Regions from separate parts of the Mus musculus genome. Here region 1 is linked to region 2. The links are chromatin contacts, found by Hi-C or POLR2A ChIA-PET in ENCODE. All regions are on one chromosome and are shown on one strand. Each heading gives the region's core, a stretch centred on a gene start or an enhancer-like site at or near the end of the contact. The rest is flanking DNA. Distances are from core to core; before and after follow the strand shown.

Evidence for each region. A loop is a pair of places that touch in the nucleus more often than their neighbours do. ChIA-PET counts read pairs that join two places held with the same protein, here RNA polymerase II (POLR2A).
Region 1: a loop to region 2 is called in a map of mouse trophoblast stem cell, with 5 times the contacts of the local background. The contact joins the promoter of Erg28 here to the promoter of Flvcr2 in region 2. A Hi-C loop is called at or near these places in 26 of 37 maps with a recorded cell type or tissue (Patski, T-helper 17 cell, adrenal gland and 6 more). POLR2A ChIA-PET finds 5 or more read pairs at or near these places in 3 of 5 experiments (Patski and embryonic stem cell).

What each region holds. Positions count from the first base shown.
Region 1 is chr12:85,823,610-85,828,826 of GRCm38, reverse strand. Erg28 (ergosterol biosynthesis 28) reads left to right here and starts at 3,934. Exons shown (of 5, transcript NM_021446.3): 1 at 3,934-4,356. It overlaps Ttll5 (tubulin tyrosine ligase-like family, member 5), which reads right to left and starts at 3,907. Exons shown (of 34, transcript NM_001081423.3): 1 at 3,741-3,907; 2 at 2,203-2,374. The coding sequence starts at 2,276.
Region 2 is chr12:85,745,248-85,750,701 of GRCm38, reverse strand. Flvcr2 (feline leukemia virus subgroup C cellular receptor 2) reads right to left here and starts at 4,163. Exons shown (of 10, transcript NM_145447.2): 1 at 3,113-4,163. The coding sequence starts at 3,850.

The sequences.
Region 1 (5,217 bases), core at 2,685-5,184, 78 kb before region 2:
CTCCATGAATTTAGATGAGGGTTGGGAAATCTACTAGATAATTAGCATTTCTCAATTATAAATATAAGCAACAGTCAGTTATATTGTATTATCTGTGTTCATCATCTAAGCCACTACGCAGAGATTTTAAAAAATTAAGAAAAAAGGAAAAACAAGAGTAAAAGAACAACCCTGGTTGGCATTAAATACTTTCTAAAATGAGTAAAAGGAAGTAGACTGAAGTAAGATGTCGCATGAAGCAGAGGAACCAGAGGGAATTACCCATCTAATTATCTGAAAACAGTGACCCCAATACACTGTCAAGTCATTATGTGCTGTGAACTAACAATGATAAGCCTTTCCTGGAAACTTAATGCTGTAACTATTTCTCAAATATTGTTAATATAATCTTCTACCTTATACAGTCTACCATGACCGCATTAGCTACTAAGAACAATGCCTTACATTTATACCATGCTTCATAACTTTATCAAGTACTTTCATGTGTATTATAGTTTGAACCTAATCACACCCTTTCAAAATAGGCTGGGAGCTACTCGGGTTCTAGAGTGTGTATTCTAAGGGACTGAGAAACGGCTTAAGCTAAGAAAAGTGACTTATTCACGCCTAAAATCTCAAGCACTAGGAAGCTGAGGCAGGAGGACTGCTACGCATCTGAGGCCAGCCTGGGTTACCTAGTGAGCTTCAGGTCACCCTGGCCTCAAGATTATATTTATTTGTGTATTTGTGTGTGTGTGAGTGTGTGTACATTTATGTAAAGATAATTTTTTTAAAAAGAAGCTATGAATTTGAGGAGAGGGAGTGGAAGGAGAGGATGAAAGTGCAGTATACATATATGAGAGCTTAGAGTTATATATAAATAAATTAGATAAGCCTATCAGCTTTTCTCTTCCATATCGAGTAAAATTATGAGAGGTAAAAGTCCTCAAAACTGAGAGCTAAATTAGAATCACAATCCATCTCTTCTCTGTAAAGTGGAGATTCTTTGATATTTGTGAGTCTAATAAGGTGGAAATAATATTTTTAAATTAAAATCTCTCAGTGTGCATATTAAATGATCTACTCTACCATCTCTAGAAGCTACAGTTGGCCCTGTTAATCATTTTCATTATGAGGACCCAACAGTCAATGAATGACCTTGACCCTTAACCTGAAAGAACTTACAGAGAGCCCTTGTGGTTCAATGAACACGGCACAGGCTACAGAGCTCTAGTATTCTCATCGGAGCATCTTCACAGAGGTTCTGCTGTGTGTGGCCTGCCCTTCATATCATCACCGTTCTACAGCTGTAAATGCTTCAGAGAAAACTTATAGAGTCAAGGTCAGAGCCTAAGAACTTAACGTTTCACCAATCTCTAAAATTTTCAAAATCTCCAATTTTTCAATTACTAGAAGCTATGGTCAAGACACAAGGCTGACAAGATGACTCAGCGGATAAGGTGCTTGTCGCCAAACCTGACCCAAGTTCAATTCCCAGGACCCACATGATGGAAGGAGAGAACAGATTCCAGAAAGTTGTCCTCTGACTTCCACATCCGTACTGCACTCAGTTCACCTATTAGAGCCAGGAGATGGTGCATCAGGTAAATGTACTTGCTTGGAAGCCTGATGCCCCATGTTCAATCCCCCAAAACCCACAACAAAGCCAACTGCAGGGACTAGAAGGATGGCTCAACAGTTATGAGAGCTTCCTGCTCCTGCAGAGGAGCCAGGTTCATTTCCCAGCACTCCATCAAGCTGCCACAAACTCTGTAACTGAAGCTCCAAGGAATTCCATGTACCCTGGCCTCCTCAGGAACCTGCATGCCCATGCTGCACATAAACTCAAGCAGGCGAGTCTGTTTTAAAATGTGCACACAGAGAGAGAGAGAGAGGGAGGGAGAGAGAGAGAGAGCGCGCCAGATGTGGTGGGAGGTATGGCAACAGAAATGAGAGACCCCCACCTCAAAAACAAAGCAGAAGGGGGTGGGGAACCAAGTTCACCTGAGTTCCTATCTGAACTTTAGAACATCTAAAGGTGATATTGACTTAGAGGCCTAGAAACATAAGCCCACCCTTCGAATTTCTGAAAAAGGATGGGAAGTGAATAATATGATCTTGACTCCAAACACAGATGGAAGCTAGGGCCAGGCAACACAAAGAAGGAAACCTGGAGGTGAATAAAGGAACCCCCCCCTTAAGGGCGGGCTGACTGTCACTCACTCTTGGTTGGCCAGGTCCTCGTCCTCTGAGGACGATGCTGTCTCCTCCAGGTCCCGGGCCATCACAACTGGCATCTCCTTTGGGGTCTGTCATACAGTCAGCACACAGAGGCCTCAGAGACCTTTCTTCCTTGCAGTCTCACTGGATCAAACAATTTGGATGGCACAGACTCCTGTAAGAAAGTCAAAGGACTTCAAAGACAATGCAGTTGCATACTTCAGGATTTTTTGCATGATCTTTAAGATGAAAAGAAATATATTCCTGAGTATTTTCCAGTCTCTAGAAGCTTACCTTCTGCCACAGTGCACCTCACATATCACAAAAATCAAGAATTTTTTTTCTGTGTTTGTTTGTTTTTGTTTTTCAAGACAAGGTTTCTTTGTGTAGCCCTGGTTGTCCTGGAACTCACTTGTAGACCAGGCTGGCCTAGAGCTCAGAGATCTGCCTGCCTCTGCTGGGATTAAAAGGGTATGACACAAAATTTTTTTCAAACAGATACTGTCTCTGCTGTATCTAAAAAGCTGTTACTGAATTTGAGTCGTTTTATATAATAAAAGAGCAAGCACCAAAGGAGAGGCTTTAGGGCACTGATGTGGACAGTTGATAAGCCTATGTTTAGAAAATTCTTTGCTAAACAAATCTGACCAGGATCAAAATAAAAATCCAAGGTTCAAAACCCTTGCCAATATTTATACAGACTCTACCACAAGCAAACAGAATAAGCTGTTATGTTTCTAGGAAAACCAAATCACCCGAACTATTAATAAAAGGGTGGTGAAAATATTTCTCCTCAGCAGGGATCACATAAATGGCCGGGGAAAGGGGAAGTCAAATACTCTAATTATTGGTACTTTTTTTTTTAATCACACATTTTAATCCGGATATCAAGTAGACACATAAAATTAGGAAATCTCCAATTCCCAGGCTTCTAACTTCAAACACTTTCCATAGAGAAAAAGTTTCATGTTCGTTATAGAGAAAATAGAAACGTTTAGGGAAAACGCTTAACCTTAATGTCACTACTCAAAGATAATCAATTCGTGGCAATTCTCCAAGCTTTTGCTGGTCTGTGCATTGACTTATACAATAAGACTCTCAAAAACAAAGCAACTGCAGCAAGCAGCAACAGTGACTAACCCCGACCCTACACATCTTCAGCAGAAATGAGTAATACCAAACAACCTCAATGATTCTTTTCGGGTGATTCCTAAAGGAACTTCTCGACCTTACCCAAAAATGCTTGAGAGTCTTTTAAGTTAAAACCTTCAGGGATGCCCACCTTTCCTCGGCTCCCTGAAGAGTAGAACGAGATAAATGCTCAGGAAGTCCTTGCCCCTACAGGGACCAGCCGCCAGCTCCAGCCCAGCACACCCCAACCCCAGGCAGCTCCGCAGGCAAGGACGCGGCGACTCTGCCGCAGCGCTTCTGCCCAGCACGCCCGGAAGCCAACAGCTGCTCCGGAGCTCGGAGGGAAGCGCAGCGGCGCCCGCCTAACCCTGGAGCGCACCTCCCCGGAGCGCGCCGGCGCAGGCGTTTACCTGTCTCATCTTCTCACGGCTCGGGGCCGGCAGGCGGGGACCACGCTCTGCTTCACCTCCCTCCTCCTTCCCCAGCCCGAATCAACGCAGCCGCCGAAGGCTGCTTCCCCCGTTACTACAACAACCAACAAGCAACCGCCCGCTAAGAGCCACTGCGCAGGCGCCCGCCAGCGGCGCGAACAACGCTCGGCTGCGGGCGCTGACGGATGGCGTCACCACGGCGCGCTCAGACACCAGAGCCAACCCAGGCTGTCACCAGAAGGTTTCTTGGCTCCTTTTTCTCTCTGCGTTTTCCCCACCCCTAAAAGACTGACTCCAAACTCAGAGTTCCGCCACGCTCGACAGAAGGGTTTACCGCGTGAGCGGCGTAGCAGGAAGAGGCTCAGGCGGCGGCAACTGCTGATTGGCAGCAAAGGAGTTCACTCCCTATCGCCTGCTCGAACTGAGCCAGCGTAGCCAATCAGAACGAGGACTGACAAAAACAACCCAATCCTGGAGCTGGGCTGAGGGAGGGGGCGGGAACAAGTGGCCCAGGTGGACTTGGGACCGGAGCTGGCCTAGGGAGAGCTGGTTTGCGGATGCTGCTGATACTGCTGCAGTAGTACTGGATCGTCAGGTAGGAGAATTTGGAGTGGGATGTAGCACCCGAGTAAAACTATCTGCAAAATTTAGGAAAGTGGGGGTTGCCTGGAAAGCAACCGGAGGTGGTGGTGGAGGAGTCTAGAAACGATGTCCAAGAGGAGGTGCTAGGAAAATGGAGATTTGGTCAATTCTGGGGATGGGTGAGTGAACGGGCAGTCGTTATGAACCTAGCTCTGCAACGAGCTTTCACTTTTCCTCATGTATTATCGGGTAACCCTCGAGATAGAGGCTTATATCCCCATTTTACGGATGAGAAAACCGAGTCTCTAGAGTCTCACTGGCTTGTCTGAACCCCTCAGATATGAGTGGTGTAGCTAGGATAGGAGTCTGCCTCTATTGATTGTTAATTAGTATCGCATCCATGCTGACCTGGGCAAGGGTGTACCCCACCTCTCTCTCCACCTCATAACTCCAAGGGAATGGGTTTAAAGAATTGGTAGAGTCATACAGAAATGCTCTGGTGTGTTTTCATCAGCTCTGGGATTTCTAAGATCTGTGAAATAAATGGAGGGTGTAAGTTCTACGTTCTACTGAAAGGGAGTGTGTGCGGGGGCGGGCTGGGGGGATTTTTAAATAACCCAAGCTGGTGTTGAGAGGAGAAAGTAAAAAGAAGTAGATTGGCATATGCTGTAAGTGTCTGTGAAGATCAGCACACCCCAGCATCTCTAGACTGGGACAGTCCCCGTTTGAGACCTCTTTCCTCTGGGTCCACCCTTTCTCTCCTGGAGCCCTTTATAGTTGGTTTTTCGTCATCACTTCACTTGATGTCTATATACACTGGGTAGTAGGGAATCATACTGAAACATTACCACAGTGATAAGGGAAGCCTGATAGT
Region 2 (5,454 bases), core at 2,914-5,413:
GATCTGATTGCCCCAGAGAGGAAGAGTCGTGAATAGACCCAAGTGACACTATTTGATATTGCACCTAAGTTAATTCTGATGCCAACAGCCAATAGCTAGGCAGAAGAGACATAGGAGGGTTTTAGGATTCTCAGGCCTGGGGGCTCAAAGGAGAACCATGAGGGGAAAAGGGGTGAAGGAGGAGAGAGAAGCCACCTTGGGTTAAGTGAGTCATGAAAACACCGCCCTGAGGGCTGGCCAATTGGAATTAAGAGCAGCCCAGATGAAACATAGTAAGTAATATGGGGGAAAGTGGCGTCTAATAAGCTTAGAGGGTAGACATCTGCCCAGCTCTTGTGCTGTCTACGGCTTTTTGTAAATATAAAGGGTGTGTGTGTGTGTGTGCGTGTGTGTGTGCGTGTGTGTGTGTGTGTGCGTGTGTGTGTGTGTGTGCGTGTGTGCGTGTGTGTGCGTGCGTGTGTGTGTGTGTGTGTGCGTGTTTTATCCGGGAACTAAATGGTCAAAGGCAGGATAGAAACACCGATCAGGATCATGTGGATCCAGGAGACCCCACTCGGATTGGCAGGTTTGGTGGTAGGCTTGGCAGCAGGTACCCTTAGCCACTGAACCATCTCACCAGCCTCGGGGTGTTTTTAAATGTAAATTTCTGAGCATTTCTTGACCTTGCTGGGGGAGTAGGGTAGAATGGGAAATGAATAACTATTCCTCTTAAATTTTAACATATCTAGTATTACGTGCTTCAGAGGTGTGGATCAAGGGGTTACTTTGTGCCTTAGGACTAATGACAGAAAAAAGTGAGCTGGGTGGTGACAGCAGTGCCTGCCTTTGCTCCCGGCACTGGGAAGCAGAGGCAGGCAGAGCTCTGAGTTCCAGGTCAGCCAGGGATACACAGAGAAGAAGAAACTGTGTCTCAAAAGCAAACAAACAAACAAACAAACAAACAATTTGGATGTCCCCAGGTGGTGCACGCCTTTAATCCCAGCTCTTGGGAGGTAGAGGCAGGCGGATTTCTGAGTTGAGGCCAGCCTGGTCTGCAGAGTGAGTTCTAGGACAGCCAGGGCTATACAGAGAAACCCTGTCTTGAAAAACAAAAAACAAAACAACAACAAAAAAAGAAAAACAACAAACCAACAAACAAAAAAACCCAAAAAACCAAACCAAACAAAACAAAAAGTATGACTGTTAAATGCAATTCTCTTATTTATTTGTTTGTTTGTTTGTTTGTTTATATTTGAGACAGAGTGACAGTGGTCTTGAGCTCACTATGTAGCCTAGGATGACTTTGAACTTCTGACCCTCCTGTGTCTCCCTCTCAAGTGCTAGGATTCTAGGCATGCACCACTATACCCAGTTCAATATCTATGTTTTTCTAAAGCCTATTTGTAAATGTTTATTGCTATAACTTGTGAGTCTGTACATCTAAGCACTGATGCCCTGGGGGGGAAGCAGAAGCATCATATCCCCTTGTACTGGAGTTATGAGTAGTTGTGAGCCATCCAATAGAGGTGTGGGAAATCTAACTCAGGTCTGCTGCAAGCATAGTAAGTGTTCTTAACTGCAGAGCTATCTCTCCAGCCCTCAATGTCTCTTTGCAATGTGTCCTTAACCAAAGGCCCATCTACTTTCAGCTACAGACTTTTGCTTTGGTTGTTTTTTCCAAGACACGATTTCTCTTTGTAGCTTTGGCTGTCCTGAAACTCACTATGTTGACCAGGTTGGCCTCGAACTCACAAAGATCCACCTGCCTCTGCCTCTCAAGTGCTGGGATTAAAGGCACGTGCCACCACTGTCTGGCTCATCTCCAGGCTTAAGTCAATTCGGTTTTCCAAATAACAAAACTCACAAGAAGAAATCAGGTGAATAGTTTGATGGCTCTGGCAGGCCTGGAACTCATCACATCCTCCAACAGAGGCCTGCACCAGCACACTGAGCACCAGGGAAACTTTTTTTTTTTTTTTTTGTATTTTCGAGACAGGGTTTCTCTGTGTAACCCTGGCTGTCCTGGAACTCTGTAGACAAGGCTGGCCTTGAACTCAGAAATCCACCTGCCTCTGCCTCCCAAGTACTAGGATTAAAGGCGTGCGTCACCACCACCCAGCTTTTTTTTTTTTTTTAAACTTATGAAGAGAAAAAGAAATCTGCCTTTAGAGAAGTTTTAGGACGTTTCTGCCTAAGTCAGAGGTTACACACATTTTCTAAATTAAATGAACTGGTAAGACAAAATCGGCTCACCAGAGCTAAGGGTGACCAGTGATCTGTCAGCAGCAGCTTGGACAGCATGCAACTTGGAAGAAATGAATCTGGGGACCTAGGCTCCAATTAAAGAAGGGCCCATAAACATTTGCTTTGCCTCAAATACACAGAGAAAGCAATCAGATGCATAACACACCCAAGCTTCTAAGTGAGAACCATTCTAAGATCATAAGAACGTGGAATTGCTTGCCCCAGGAAGAGAAAAGGCAAAAGGAGAAAGACAGAAGATGCTTAGACCAGAAGCTTTCTTGGAAGTTCGCAGTGAGATTTCTACTCTCTCCTACTCGACTTGGCTCTAAATCCCAGAGAGTTTAGGGCAAAGCCTGGTTCCAGGTGTCCTGGTTTCAGCTCTGCGTAAAAGGTAAGAACAGCCCAGCCCACAGTTTCGTGCACAGAGGATCTTGAGTTCTAGCAAATCTGGCTGGTCCAGCTAAAACCACCAAGGACACCTAAACAGCCACCTGGCAGTCAAAGATTGCTACCAGAGAAAAGACCAGCATTCCTAAAATTGGTGGAACTGGTGTACTGATAAAGGCTGGGGAGAAACACCATCAAAAAACGATCATATTTTAATTAGTATGCTTCCTACAGGCTAGGAAAAACTGTGGATGAAAGAAAAAGTCCTTTGTTTGTGACCCCCGCCCCATTAATCTTCAATGTCACTGACAGTCACAATCACCCAACTACACTGTCAGTCCACACCCAACCACAAAGCCACCCAAGAGTCATAAAGTCTGTGAACCAGAAAACTACAGCTTCTCTCATCGTCAGGTACCCTCTAACATACTCAGCCCCATCATGGTGAGATGCTCTCTCTCTTTGGAACAGCCGTCCACACACACACCCGCCCTCTACTCACCTGATTGCCAAACACAGCCACGGAGCAGGCTGTTGAAACCTCATCAGCTCCAAACCAGACCGAAGCAATGCGTGAGGGCATGCCCAGAATGAAGACCTGTGCCACAGAGCAGATGACCTGACCCACCATTGTGACCGGGAAGAGGTGAGGCTCTAGGCTGCCCAGCTTTACCCAGGCTCCCAGGCAATTGAGAGCTGAGCCGGTGATAGCGATGGTTCGAAGACCAAATTTCTCCAGCATCCAGGCCACGGGCAGGAGCAGAGGGATGTAGGTCAGCATGTAGCACATGGACAGCCAATCAATGGCAAAGGCACTGACACCGTAGAAGTTCATGAAGATGTTATTGATGGAGCCGTACTGAATCCACTGGAAGGCATTGCACAAGGAGTAGCAACTGAACACCAGGACCACGACCCAACGACGCTTGCTCACCTTGATCACGCTGTCTTCTCTAACCAAGCTACTATGATGGGTCAAACCGCTGGGTTGAGCCAAGGTACTGGGGAGTGCTGAACTGCTGGGACGGACAGAGACGCTGGGGTCGATGGAGACACTAGGATGGATGGAGACACTGGGGTGGCCTGAGACGCTGGGGTGGCCTGAGACGCTGGGGTGGCCTGAGACGCTGGGATGGATGGAGCCGCTGGGCTGGGTGGAGTAGCTGGTGTCCATCTGGAATTCCGACTCTGGCGCAGGTCTGTCATTGCTCTCCTCCTGGTTGAGACTTTCATTCACCATGACCACAACGAGCTCCTGAATCCCAGGCACGTACTGACTCCTACAGTCTTATGGGTCAGCAGCCTTTTGCCTGTCCCCCTAGAGCTGAGGCAACACTTCTCCGGGAGCGCACCTCTGTTAGCGGAGAAATCGAGATCTCAGGTTCCTACGATCACTCCCTAGCAAACTGTTGTCCCCCAAGTTGGCCGCAGACGCCTTGCCACGCGTTCCAGGCTGTCCAGATGAAGCGTTGACCGTCCTGGAAAAAGTTTGACTCCTGAACAGCGAACTGTGGCAGGGCGAGCTCGGTTTGCTCCCGGGCAGGCTGGGGCCTCGCCCCCTCGGGCGCACGTGACCGCCCCGCCCCCCGGCCTGCCCGGCTCCCCACGCCCCTCAACCCCTCCCACCCAGGATCCCCTGCCTCCTTGAGCGGGGCTCGCAAGGCGCCGCTCTTGTTTCGCCATAGGTTGGGGTGTACATTCCTCTCCGACGTCCCCGGTGTCATGGAAACCGCCCGGTTAGCCCCCACCCCTACACTTTCCCTAAATTCACTTGTCCCCCCCACTCCCAGAGGTCTTCGTTGGTAAATGAGGACTTCGCCTCACGCCCTTCCGAGGTCAGAGTCTTCTCGGGGCCAGCGGGCGTGCACCGAGGCTCGGAGTCCCTAAACTGCTCAGGGGGATCCGAGAGAGATCCCTACCTTCCTCTCTTTTGCTGGGCTCTCCAGGTGACAGTTCAGTGTGCCTGGTGAAAGGAATGCTTGCTTTTCTCAGAGACCTCCCAGCCGACAAAGACTTATTTTGGTGAACTCGTATATGAACTTGTTTAGTGTCTGACGGGTCCCTGAGGTCTCCCACTAGGGAACCCCGCGAGCCAAGCATAGCCTGGAGGGAAAGTTGTGGAACCAAGTCTCTGCGCAGGCTCTGGGAGTGAGGCAACGAAGTGACTCATACAGCCTCGTAGCCCTCCGCTGCCACCTACCGATCCCCTGAGCGTCACCTCTTAGCCTGGAAGCAAGGCTTTCAGAGAAGGAATGCTGGCTTGCGCTGGTCCCTACAACTCCATGGGTTCACAGTGATAAAGAACCCAAAATTTAGGTTGGATTCCGGTTTAGCGACTTAGGCGTGTAACAATAGGTCACTGAACACCACTTCTGAGCTCCCGTTTCTTTTGCAAAATGTAGATGGTGAAATAATGGCCCTTAGAAAAATCCAGCCAGGCGTGGTGGCACACACCTTTAATCCCAGCACTCGGGAGGCAGAGGCAGGTGGATTTCTGAGTTCGAGGCCAGCCTGGTCTACAGAGTGAGTTCCAGGACAGCCAGGGCTATACAGAGAAACCCTGTCTCGAAAAAAAAAAAAAAAAAAAAAAGAAAAATCCCTGGCTGATAATTCGTTCAACAAATGTTTCCTATCCTGCCAAAAGGCTAGCATTTGTTGCCACGGGGTAAATGTGCTTCATGGGTGAGCATGCCGGGCATTCTATAATGTAGTTACTATTGCTTGCCCTGGGTGTGTGTGTCTGTATGTGTGCATGTGTATGGTGTATGTGCAGGCACTCAAGGCTTTGAAAACATCGAGCTGTAAGCTCTCGGCCTTCTTGCCTCGTGCTATAGACAAGAAAAC